2 separate regions of the Homo sapiens genome follow, and region 1 is linked to region 2. A link is a loop called in an ENCODE intact Hi-C map of the cell type or tissue named here. Cell type or tissue: ascending aorta. All regions are shown on one strand. Each heading gives the region's core, and the rest is flanking DNA. Links, peaks and the distances in the headings are about the cores only. Region 1 overlaps LOC101928782 (a long non-coding RNA gene). Region 2 has its middle 200 kb from the start of PLXNA4-AS2.

The links. A loop is a pair of places that touch in the nucleus more often than their neighbours do. Peaks named below come from ENCODE experiments on the same cell type or tissue, not always from the same donor. Only the 100,000 strongest peaks of a DNase experiment are listed, where the experiment ranks them.
Region 1: it touches region 2 in a loop (8-fold over the local background); 8 of 110 quality-filtered maps call a loop at or near these places.

The regions. Positions count from the first base shown.
Region 1 is chr7:131,948,229-131,953,600 of GRCh38, reverse strand. LOC101928782 (a long non-coding RNA gene) reads right to left here. Exons shown (of 6, transcript NR_110836.1): 6 at 4,648-4,870. Among named protein-coding and RNA genes, the nearest start is that of PLXNA4-AS2, 310 kb to the left of the region's middle. In ascending aorta, for the core only: no CTCF peak of the experiment used is centred there; DNase peaks (open chromatin) are centred at 2,700 and 4,840; H3K27ac peaks cover 5,000 bases.
Region 2 is chr7:132,062,899-132,068,270 of GRCh38, reverse strand. No RefSeq gene overlaps it. Among named protein-coding and RNA genes, the nearest start is that of PLXNA4-AS2, 200 kb to the left of the region's middle. RefSeq lists a silencer at 3,800-3,971. In ascending aorta, for the core only: no CTCF peak of the experiment used is centred there; DNase peaks (open chromatin) are centred at 1,380, 2,420 and 3,522; H3K4me3 peaks cover 417 bases; H3K27ac peaks cover 3,207 bases.

The DNA of each region.
Region 1 (5,372 bases), core at 273-5,272, 110 kb after region 2:
TTCTGTGGCGTGGGTTCCGACCAGCTCTGCTCAAAGACTCCTGTGCTAGGAAGAAGGTGGGGTCATATCATGGCATCAAGATTCAAACACTATCAGGAGCCAGGGATGGGATACGTGAAGGGCTGGGAGCTGTGGCCAGAGGCAAACTGGACAGGGACACTTTGTCCACAAGCACCTGACAGTCATCTTTGAAATCACAGCAGGAACAATGTGCCTGAGAGAGCTGGGGGTCACCAGTCTGCCACCTTACTCGGAGGTAATGAAGGCCACAGCCTGGGAGCCACAAGTGCTGAGTCACAGAGTCTGTGGAGAGATTCTGCAGATACAAAGAAAGTGGGAAAAATACCTGATATCAGCTAGGCTCAAATACCCCAACACCTGCTCCCCATCTGCAGCCCCTCTCAAATCCTGGAGCACCGATGAGCTCAGTCCTCACACTAATCCTCACCCTCCTGAAAATAGTCACCCCAGGATTGATTTTTCCTGATTAAACTATTTCCTACATTTGATAAATAACACCTGCCCTATTCTATCGCTTCCCTCTGACTCTGTTTATTAAACAACGCTCGAGATTTTTCTTCTTGCATGATAGGTACTAAAGGCACAAAATTCAAACTCATTATGTCGAGGGGAGGGCTCCAGCCATCCGTGGTTTTGCACCAGGCAGTGAGTGACGTTTTATTTGCCAAGGACTGAGCGAGGCCAGGAACTGAGGCAGCACAGCTTTAATGGAAAGAGGTTTGATTCTGGAGTCAGACCTGGGAGTCATCCTGGTGCAACCTCAGCCCCTGCGTGACCTTTGACAACGACTTAACCTTCATAAGCCTCAGCATGAAAATCATCTGAAAACAGGGTTTTCCCATCTGTAAAATGAGAATTGTTGAGGCATCCATAGTATGGAAAAGCATCTTTGAACGTGTAAAGTGCACATGAACACAGGAGTTAACCCACTTTCCAACCTGTTTATAAATCCCTCCTGAGCCCTGTCACCCACACCGCCTCAGGCAGTCCCTGCTTTGGGGCTAGCGTGGGTTGCTGTTGCTGTGTCACACACCACCACAAATGCATCAGCTTTTTTTTTCTTTTGGAGGTGGAGTCTCGGCTCTGTCGCCCAGGCTGGAGTGAAGTGTCATGATCTTGGCTCACCGCAACCTCCACCTCCTGTGTTCAAGCGATTCTCCTGCCTTGGCCTCCCAAGTAGCTGCGATTGCAGGTGCCTGCCACCTGGTTGATTTTTGTGTTTTTAGTAGAGATGGGGTTTCTCTATGTTGGTCAGGTGGTCTCGAAGTCCTGACCTCAGGTGATTTGCCCTCCTCGACCTCCCAAAGTGCTGGGATTACAGGCATGAGCCACCTTGCCTGGCCACGCATCAGCGTTTTAAACAACGCTTTTTTATGCTCAAGGATTCTGCTGGTCAAGAATTCAAACAAGGTGTATTAGTCTGTTTTCACACTGCTATAAAAAATATCCGAGACTGGGTAATCTATGAAGGAAAGAAGTTTAATCAACTCACAGTCCTGTATGGCTGGGAAGGCCTCAGTAAACTTACAATCACGGCAGAAGGTGAAGGAAAAGCAAGTACTTTCTTCACAAGGCAGCAAGAAAAGGAGAGAGTGGAGGAACAGCCTAACACTTATAAAACCATCAGATCTCGTGAGAACTCACTCACTATCATGAGAACAGCATGGGAGAAACCACCCCCATGATCCAATCACCTCCCACCAGGTCCCTCGTTTAACATGTGGGGATTACAATTAGAGATGCGATTTGAGTGGGGACACAGAGCCAAACCATATCACAGGACAAGGCAAGAATTTCTTCTCTCTGCTCCACAATGTCTGAGGGCTCAGCTGGAAAGAGTCAAAGGCTGAGATGACTCAGTGACTACGTACTGGAATCATCTAAAAACCTGTTCACTGACACACCTGGCTGTTGGCTGGGGCATCACCTGGGCCTGTTGGCCACAACACCTCCACATGGCCTCCCCATGTGACTGCTTGGGCTTCCTCACAACATGGTGGCTGGATTCCAAGAACAAGTGTCCCAACAGAGCCAAGTGGAAAATGTATTGCCATTTATTTATTTATTTATTTATTTATTTATTTATTGAGACAGAGTTTTGCTCTTGTTGCCCAGGCCGGAGTGCAATGGCGTGATCTCAGCTCACAGCAACTTCCGCCTCCCAGGTTCAAGTGATTCTCCTGTCTCAGTCTCCTGAGTGGCTGGGATTACAGGCATGTGCCACCATGCCCAGCTAATTCTGTATTTTTAGTAGAGACGGGGTTTCTCCAGGTTGGTCAGGCTGGTCTTGAACTCCCAACCTCAGGTGATCCACCCGCCTCAGCCTCCCGAAGCGTTGGGATTACAGGTGTGAGCCATCATGCTCGGCCTAATGTATTGCCTTTTATGACCTAGCCTCTGAAGTCCCATAGCATCACTTCAACTATAACTGCACATCCACTCAGATTCATGGGGAAGAAATACAGGTCCTACCTCTAGATGGAAAGTCCCACTGTAAGAATAACATGTGGGATGGAAGATATTGTTGCAGTCATTTTTGGAAAATTCAATCTGCCATCAGGTCTGAGTCATTAGATGAATGAACAAGCTGGCAAGTTAGAATTTTGAACCAGGAATGGAACTTGGCAGATGTTATCCCCCTCTATTCCTGGTCATCTCTGGCTCCAGATTCCCACTGAGATCAGCACAAGTTGTACCCATATCAGGAAATCTAACCAAGGCAATGTTCAAACCACGAAGTCTTCTAAGGAAAGAGAGACAGACTGCCCTTTCCTCCCACTCCTGATCTCCCTGCCTCCTTGGAGACCTAAGCTTGTCTGGGTATTTATGTCTCCCTATTTTCCAGAATGATTCCCGCCTCCTATTCTATGGGGACTGTTCCCCAGGGTCTGCAGCTTTGAGGTGTTTGTAGCACACCCTGCTACTTGGGAACTTACTGCAAATGCAGAATCTCCACCCCACCCTAGACCTGCAGAACTTGCATTTGAACAAGATCCCAAAGTACTTCTTATGCTTATTAAAGTTGCTGCAGCTCCAGAATAGGGGAAAGAACTTGATTTGAAAGCTGTCACTGGGCTTCAATTCTAATTCTAGCTTTGCCCACTTAATAGCTGGACAAAACCACGCAAGTTATTTAACCTCTCTGGGCCTCGGTTTCCATAATATGTAAATTAGGTATGATGATAGCTGTCTCAGTGTATGTGTATGTGTGTTTGAGAGAGAGACAGACAGAAATAGAGAGAGACAGAGAGAGAGAGAGTGATTGTTCCTCCCAAGGCAGAGAACCAATACATTTCAACTCTAAAGGCCAAGCACCACTGTCAGCCCCACCTTGAAGGGTGGAGACCTCTCCCACAGCCTCTTCCTGCTGTGGGGTCCATCAGGAGGCTGCGGCGGTCGGTGAAAATGGTGAGCAGCTAGCGCTGCAGTGAGACAGCAAGGCAAACCTTTCCTCTGGAGCGGCTGAAGCGGGAGGCTCAGGGAGTCCTCCTCCCAGGAGACAGCTGTCTCTCTGAAAGGCAAGGGGGTCTTAGGAAGCCTGCTCTCCTTTGGAGATGTTATTTATTTTTTCTAATAGAGACTGTTTATCACCCACTTACAGGAGTTTTGACTGGGGCTTTTTGTCACCCCTTAGACTCTGGAAATTAGGTCAATCCCCTCCAGAATTTACTTGAGCTGGGAAACTTTACTTGCAGTGGCAGCAAAGGGGCCCCGCCAGCGGGCTTAGGGAGGATTCACAGAACGACGGTCCTTGTGCCCAGGGCAGTCACAGTGGTCACCTCAGCTCTCCCCGCCATGACAACAGCCACTGATGCCAAGGCCCGCCAGGCTCCAGGTGTCTCTGTGGGGATGGGGGAGGGCTTTAAGTAAAAATCATACACCAGTATCATCCTGGAAAGCAGGAGGAGGACCGGGAGAAATGTTAACAGGATCGTTCAATATTCAGTCCCTCTAAGCCTTTATTCAAAATGTTCTCAAGAATGATCTCATCCTTCCCTGATGATGCAAGCTGTGAAGTAAGCTTGGGTCCTACTATATCAATACCAATAGCTGGAAGTCCTTCCTTATGTCTAACTTAAAGCCTTACTGCTCTAAGTATCTGCAACTAGCTTCTCCCAGCACCTTGAACATAATAAGTTTTCTGTAAATACATGGTGCATTGTTGCTCTGGAAGATTGTCCCCCGAGGAAGGCAGAGAAAAATCTCTTCACAGCTTTTCTGCTTTCCTGGCAGGTCTGGTTTCCTTAAGGCTAGACAGCCCAGGTGTGCTAAGGGTCTTACTAGGCCCACTGGCCTCCTCCCCACAAGAGTCCAGACAGACAATCAATGCTGAAATTTTCCTTCACAATTGGGCAAAAGCTGTGGGGACATTTGATTTTCTTTTCCCAAAGGAAACTGACATTGAGGTGCCTCGTTGAAGTAGAAATAAAAACTAGGGAAATACTGCATCACAGAGATCAGGGATTCTCTAGCAGGAAATTTGTTTCAGAAAAAGATCCGGCTGCTGATCCTCAGGGTGACCAAGCCTCGGTTTGTCTTCTGTACTGTGGCCTTTCTGCGAACGTATGTCTGTTTGTTTAGTTGCCCTGTAAAGTTCAGGCAAATCTAGGTAATTGTATAGATACTGTTCTCCAGTTATTTATTAACACATTTCAAAACATGTCTGCAGAATGTGCTGGTGCTATAGCAGGCATCTCCTCAGAGCCTAGCATCTGCAGGCAGGATTGAGTGTCCTGGGATGGGTCATCTCAGGGTCCTTGGAGCAGGGACACAGAGGTCCTCACCCAGCGTCTTCTGAATCACTGTGAGGCTGTGGGCCAAGTCTCTTTCCTAGCACAGCCACACCCTGCTGGAAATGAGAGGCAGCAGAGGAAGCTGATTAAGTGAAGTTAGGGAGCTTGGGAGCTTAGGAGCAAGGAGGAGGGGCCGACAGCAGATCAAACCTTGAAGGCAGATGCCCCAGGGAGGGAGCGGGGAAAGAGCAGGCCTCCTCCACACCACCTGGCTAATCCAGAGTCACCCAATCTGGGTAATATAGATGAGTTCTGATGATGAGATCCCCACATAACCAGATGGAGAAGCCCAGCCCCACAGCCTGGGGTTGCAACTTGCATGGCTACAAAGGCAAAAGGTTTCCCTGAAGATTTTCTCTCAGCCCGTACAGATCTGGGTCTGGCTTCAGAGTTGAAGGCAAAGATTGAGGGGTCTCTAATAGTGGGGTCCTGAGGTCCCCTGTCTCTGTGGGAAAAACATGGAGGACTTGCTAAACTTTGATCCCAGACTGTGGACTGATTATGGGCTACAATGGGAAAGGACCGAATTAACCAGCCGAAGGGGTCAGTATCTGACCT
Region 2 (5,372 bases), core at 297-5,296:
TACAGGTGCATAGGAACACCAAGAGTTCTGCCTCATTCTCACTCCCTTTGCAACACCCACTGTTACAAGGCAAAGGCATCATTTGGGAGAGCTGAGGAGCCAAAGACACGTTTTGTTCAATGGCTCTGATTTGCCCTTGTCCACACTTTGGCCGTGGTCTCTTCCCATGCATCTACCCAGGCCTGTGTCTCTGGTCCTGAGAGAACCTTCTGATCCTTCCACTGATCCCCAGACCAATCTGAATTCAGTGGCGAGCTCTGAATCAGCACAGAAAAATGGATGATTCTTGAGGAGGGAGAGAGGACGAGGGGGAGGCAGCCTGAGGTAGTGCTAAAATCGTGGGTCAGCCTCTGCATGGTCTGGGCTCCATGTCTAGCTCTGCCACTCACTAGGTATGTGGGACTTCACTGGCCTCAGTTCACTCATCTATAAAGAACATGAGGCCAGGCACAGTGGTTCACACCTGTAATCCTAGCACTTTGGGAAGCCAAGGCTGGCAGATCCCTTGAGGCCTGGAGTTCAAGACCAGCCTGGCCAACATAGTGAAACCCTGTATCTACTAAAAAGACCAAAAAAAATTAGCCAGGTGTAGTGGTGCAGCTATAGTCAGTCCCAGCTATTTGGGAGGATGAGGCAGGAGAATTGCTTGAACCTGGGAGGTGGAGGTTGCAGTGAGCTGAGATCACGCCACTGCACTCCAGCTTGAGTGACAGAGCAAGACTTTGTCTCAAAAACTAAAATAAAATAAAGGAGATGATACTGCTACTTAGCTCATATGACTGGTGTGAGCACAATATGAATTCCTATCCCAAAATAACAGCTAGGAGGTGAATGCCGTTCATAGTGAGTACTTGGTGAGTGGTCTGGTCCAGGACAGCCCTTGCATTCTGTCCTTGAAACTGACACCCACTGCCCTTGAAGGGGAAAAAGGAGAGCCATAGTATTCAAGGACAGCAGTAAGACCTCCATCAAGTGGCTGAAATGCTGTGTGTACAGGACCGTGCAGGGAGTGGCAACAGTTCAAACAAACCGAATTTTAAAGAAGAAACCAGAACAGGGAGTGATCGCAGGAAGACCAGAGCCAAATTTTCCCTGGGAATTGGGGGTGTCTGCATGCCATTTATTTGATGACTGTCCCTTGCCGAGGGGTCGCCTGGCTGCTCCACCGTGGGCGGCCGAGGAGGCTCCTGCTGGGCTCCACTCTGGCTGCTCTGAGGGCCCAATGCAGCCATCTCCCTGGGCTCTTTGCCAGTAACGGTTTTTCTCCTAAGAACTTTTAAGCACCTCCAAGACAGACTTTGTAACTCATATAATGGATGGGAGAGCTGAGACAGGCAGCTTCAACTTGCTCAAAGTCACAGCGTGAGTCTGCATTGGGCCTGAGGCCAGAACTTCCACTCCGCATGCTGTCCCGAGGTTCCCCCGCCAGGACCCTGCTCCCGTCTGCCTGTCTGCTTCACCGCCACCCCCAACATGCATTTCTCCAGTCTAATAAGGCTGCCCCTGCTCTTTGGCTCTGCTTACTTTAATATACACATAGATTACAGCTACATTAAAGGAGCCTGCAAATACCAAAGCAGAACTAAAGCAATTATTATAATGCAGCCTTAACAGCAGCTGTAATGAGACAGAATTAAAAATGTGCCAGCATAATCACAATTCACTGTTCCCAACGACCTTCCAGAACCGCTTTCATTTGGAAAGTAACATCCAGTCCTGAACTGTCAGATGGAAGGGAAAAATTCAATTGTGCCTCCCCGTGTGGCCAGGTCCCTGGCTACCAGTACTAGCTCTTCCATACAAAGGCATCTGTCCCCCTGGCCTGTGCTATGTGGTATTAGCCATTTGCTCAGTGGGGCACAGGGGGAAGGCTGGGTGCTCCTTTGATGGTACCAAGGCTGGCTTATTTCTCTCCTTCTTTGTCACTGGATCTGCCTGTTACACACTGGAGCGAATTCCAGTCTGATCCCCATGGTGCCTGGCTCATGGCATGCACTATGTGTTACAGACAATACCAGTTCACACTTAATATTATTTCCGCTGATCCCCACAATAACCCTGAAAGGCTGGCTCTATCATTTTCCCTATTTTATGACCAAATAAACAAAGACTTATGGAAGGTAAATAACCACTCAAAACCACACCTAGTGGGCAGAAAAGCCAGGACTCCAATCCCTGTCTTCAGACTCCAGACCACAAATTCTTATCCTGATTTTATGGAGCTGATATTCTAATAGAAGGAAAAGAGAAATCAATTTGAATTGGTCTTACATGACTTCATTTTGATGCAAGGGGCAAGGCAGGGGAGGGGAAAGTGGAGGGTGAAATGAGGGAAGGAGACAGAAAGCACAGCCTGCCTGGAGAGGCCATTCCTGCCAGTGAGTCATGGGCATCCACATAGCAGAAGCGTTTAATCATCTTTCTTTCTCTGGTTCAGAGGAGAGAACAGAAATAAGAAGGCAAAGTGCCCGGAAATGAAGGAGCCAGTGGGGGAGGATGTAGAGAAGGGAGGGGCTCCCCTCCCCGAGGATGCTCAGGAGGAAACACTCATACTCAGCGATTTTGCCCAGCCTGCCCCAAGACCAAACCAAGCCTCTGGTTCCTCCACCAAAGGCAAACCTGGCCATGCCCTTCAGAGCATGCTCAGTTCCCTCAAGAGGCAGAGATGGGGAAGTTCCCAGCACTTTATTAGCGCTTGCTTTGCCAGAATTGCCTTAACATCTCTCCATGTGAGATAGTTTCCATCTCACCCAGCTGGACCAGGAGCAGGCACAGGGAAGACAAGTGAGGAAGAGGAGACAGCTCCTCTATCTTCCTCCCAGCCAAGCTAGGCCGTGACTCTGGGCAGCCAGCCTTTCTTCTTCCCCAAGCTGCAGGCAGGTGGAACCCTACAGCACTGGTGCTGAGGGCGATGACCTGAGAATTCTGGCTCTAGAAGCCCCACAGCCTCGAATGCCTTCTGATGTGTTGCTCTAATGTTGGGAGGTCAGAATGTCTTTAACCAGCCAGCCTGGGCCTCCAGAGAGGGTCTTGAGCCCCAACCTTCAACAACTACCAAAATCCTGTTTACCACCCACCTAATGAACTTCATGAACCATGGCTTCCCCTCCTGGAGTGAGCAATGGTAACAAAGCATCTTAGAGTTTGACAACAATCACAGGTAGGTTTATGCCATTTCCAGGAATCTGGCTCTACAAGGTCATTATGAAACTCAATTATTTGTCACACTAGGATGGCTGGTCCCCAATGTGTCCTGCCTCCCAGGTAGGCGGGGCCTCAGAATCCAACTGCAAATGATGGCATCACTGTTTGTCTTTGCTGGGAATAAGAGTCATTAAGAGAAGCCACCTGTACTTCTTTCTTAGGGGCTGCCATCCCCTCTGTCTGTGAAAGTCCCACCTCCACCGCCGTTCCCATTTTATAGAGACAGACATGTGTCTGATTCTGAGACTCAAGTAGAGTAGGATGATGTGCGATAGTTACTGCTATTGTAAAACAAGTGGGTAGGGGAAGTCTGGGAGAGCCTGGGAGGGCAGAGTGTCCCCAGGAGGAGAAGCCTCTGCTCCTCCTGAGTGACAGGACAGACATGACCACAGCCATGGCAGGTCTCACTCCCAACTTGATGAGCTTTCTTAGAAGGCTAAGATGAGCTTTCTTAGAAGCCTGAGATCTTGGGAATACAAACATGAAGGGATGAGGAGCAAGTGAGAAAAGAAATGGGGGAAGTGGCTGAGGATTTTCTTGTCTACTTTCCAACTTGGACAAGGAAGCTTGACCTCTGGAGGCAAATGGGGGTCTTCACTATGGCAGCGAGTGGGGCGTCTATGGGAGCACTTGACTTTGAGTCTGCAGCACCAACTGTGGCAGTCTCAGCTATGATGTCAACAGTCCACAAAGACAGGATTCTGATGACTCGCTTTTCTTCATAGAAATCATATTCAAAACCCAAGTTTTAAAGACACGGAAGAGACCTTAGAGCATTGACTCCAAAAACAAACAAAAAGTGTCCTACACAGAAAGAATCTGATACCTGTTCTAAAAATTCACACACAAGGGAACAAATGACAAGCAGAGCATTGGAAAGATCTTTCCTAGGCTGGGAGCTGGGCCACTCTGCGCCTCCCACCCGCCCACCTCTGTGGGCATGCATTGGTTTTCAGGACACGTAGGTGTAGGCAGTGCCTGCCAGCCCCCTCTCCTCCCACCCCAGGCGCTAATGAGATGCAGGGAGGGGTCTGCAGCCCGGATGGAGTGGCTTGCAATTTTTGTTGCTGTTGTTTTTGAAAATGTCTTTCTCTAGTCCTCTGCCAACAGCTTGTTAGCACATGGCTTTGGGCTCCCAAGATGGTATGATGCCCCGCCTCAGCCCCTGAGGGGGTATTCTCAGGACATGTGTCCACAGTGTCCCCAGACAGATGCTCTGGGGCCTCTCTAGCAGTCCCTATCACGTGGGCACCAAACTCCCCAGGCCCCATGTCCAGGGAGCCAGGTTTTAAAGCACAGCCCCCACCCTAAGTTCCTTTTTCCATCTGTCTTGCAAAGGTGTGAATGGATTTTACAGAGGACAAGGAAGGAGAGAAAAAGGAGAGAAATTAACTGTACCCCCTAGTATCACATCACTGTTACCACTCTCCCTGCCCAATCCCCACCCCTAACACACAAATTCTTACTCTCATACGGGCAGCCAACCACTAAGGTCAAAAGAACAAGCCAGGCAAAAGCACGCCCCCTGTGATTTGTGATGTCTAGAAAGAATCAAGAGATTGGGCTTCTGGTCCCAATTCTGTACCGAGCTAGCTGACATTAGGCCAGGTACTTCATTTCTCTGAACTTGAGAGTCCTTCTTCCCAGGGTTAGTCATCCATAGTTTTCCAGAAGAACACAATGGCTGTTGCAGGCCACCTGTAACTAAACACTCAGGCCCATCCTAGGCTATTCATTCACAGGAGGCTGGCTAGAGATGGGATTTATTATATTAATAGATGTGGGGAGCAGAGGCAGACACATAGGCTTTACAGGGATGAGATTGCTGCCCTTGGCCCACCAGCACCAAGATCAAGAGCTGCCCAACCACCGAGGTCTACCCAGCATTTGTTTCTGCTCTTTGTTTATAAAGTCCCAAAATTCATATTTCAGTGTCTCAAACAAGCTGCAATTTACTTGTCGCTTGCTTCATGGCCCACCCTCATGTCAAATCTACCTAAAGCAGCATGTTCTTTATCCAGAATCGATTTCTGGATGGCTTCAGGTCAGATCCACGTCCTCCTCCTCTGAATCCACAGCACTTGTTGTTTGAACTTCTCACTTAACATTCATCTCATGCTGCCTTATGTTGGTATTTAATTTTTTATGTTTCCTCTCAGCTAGATTGT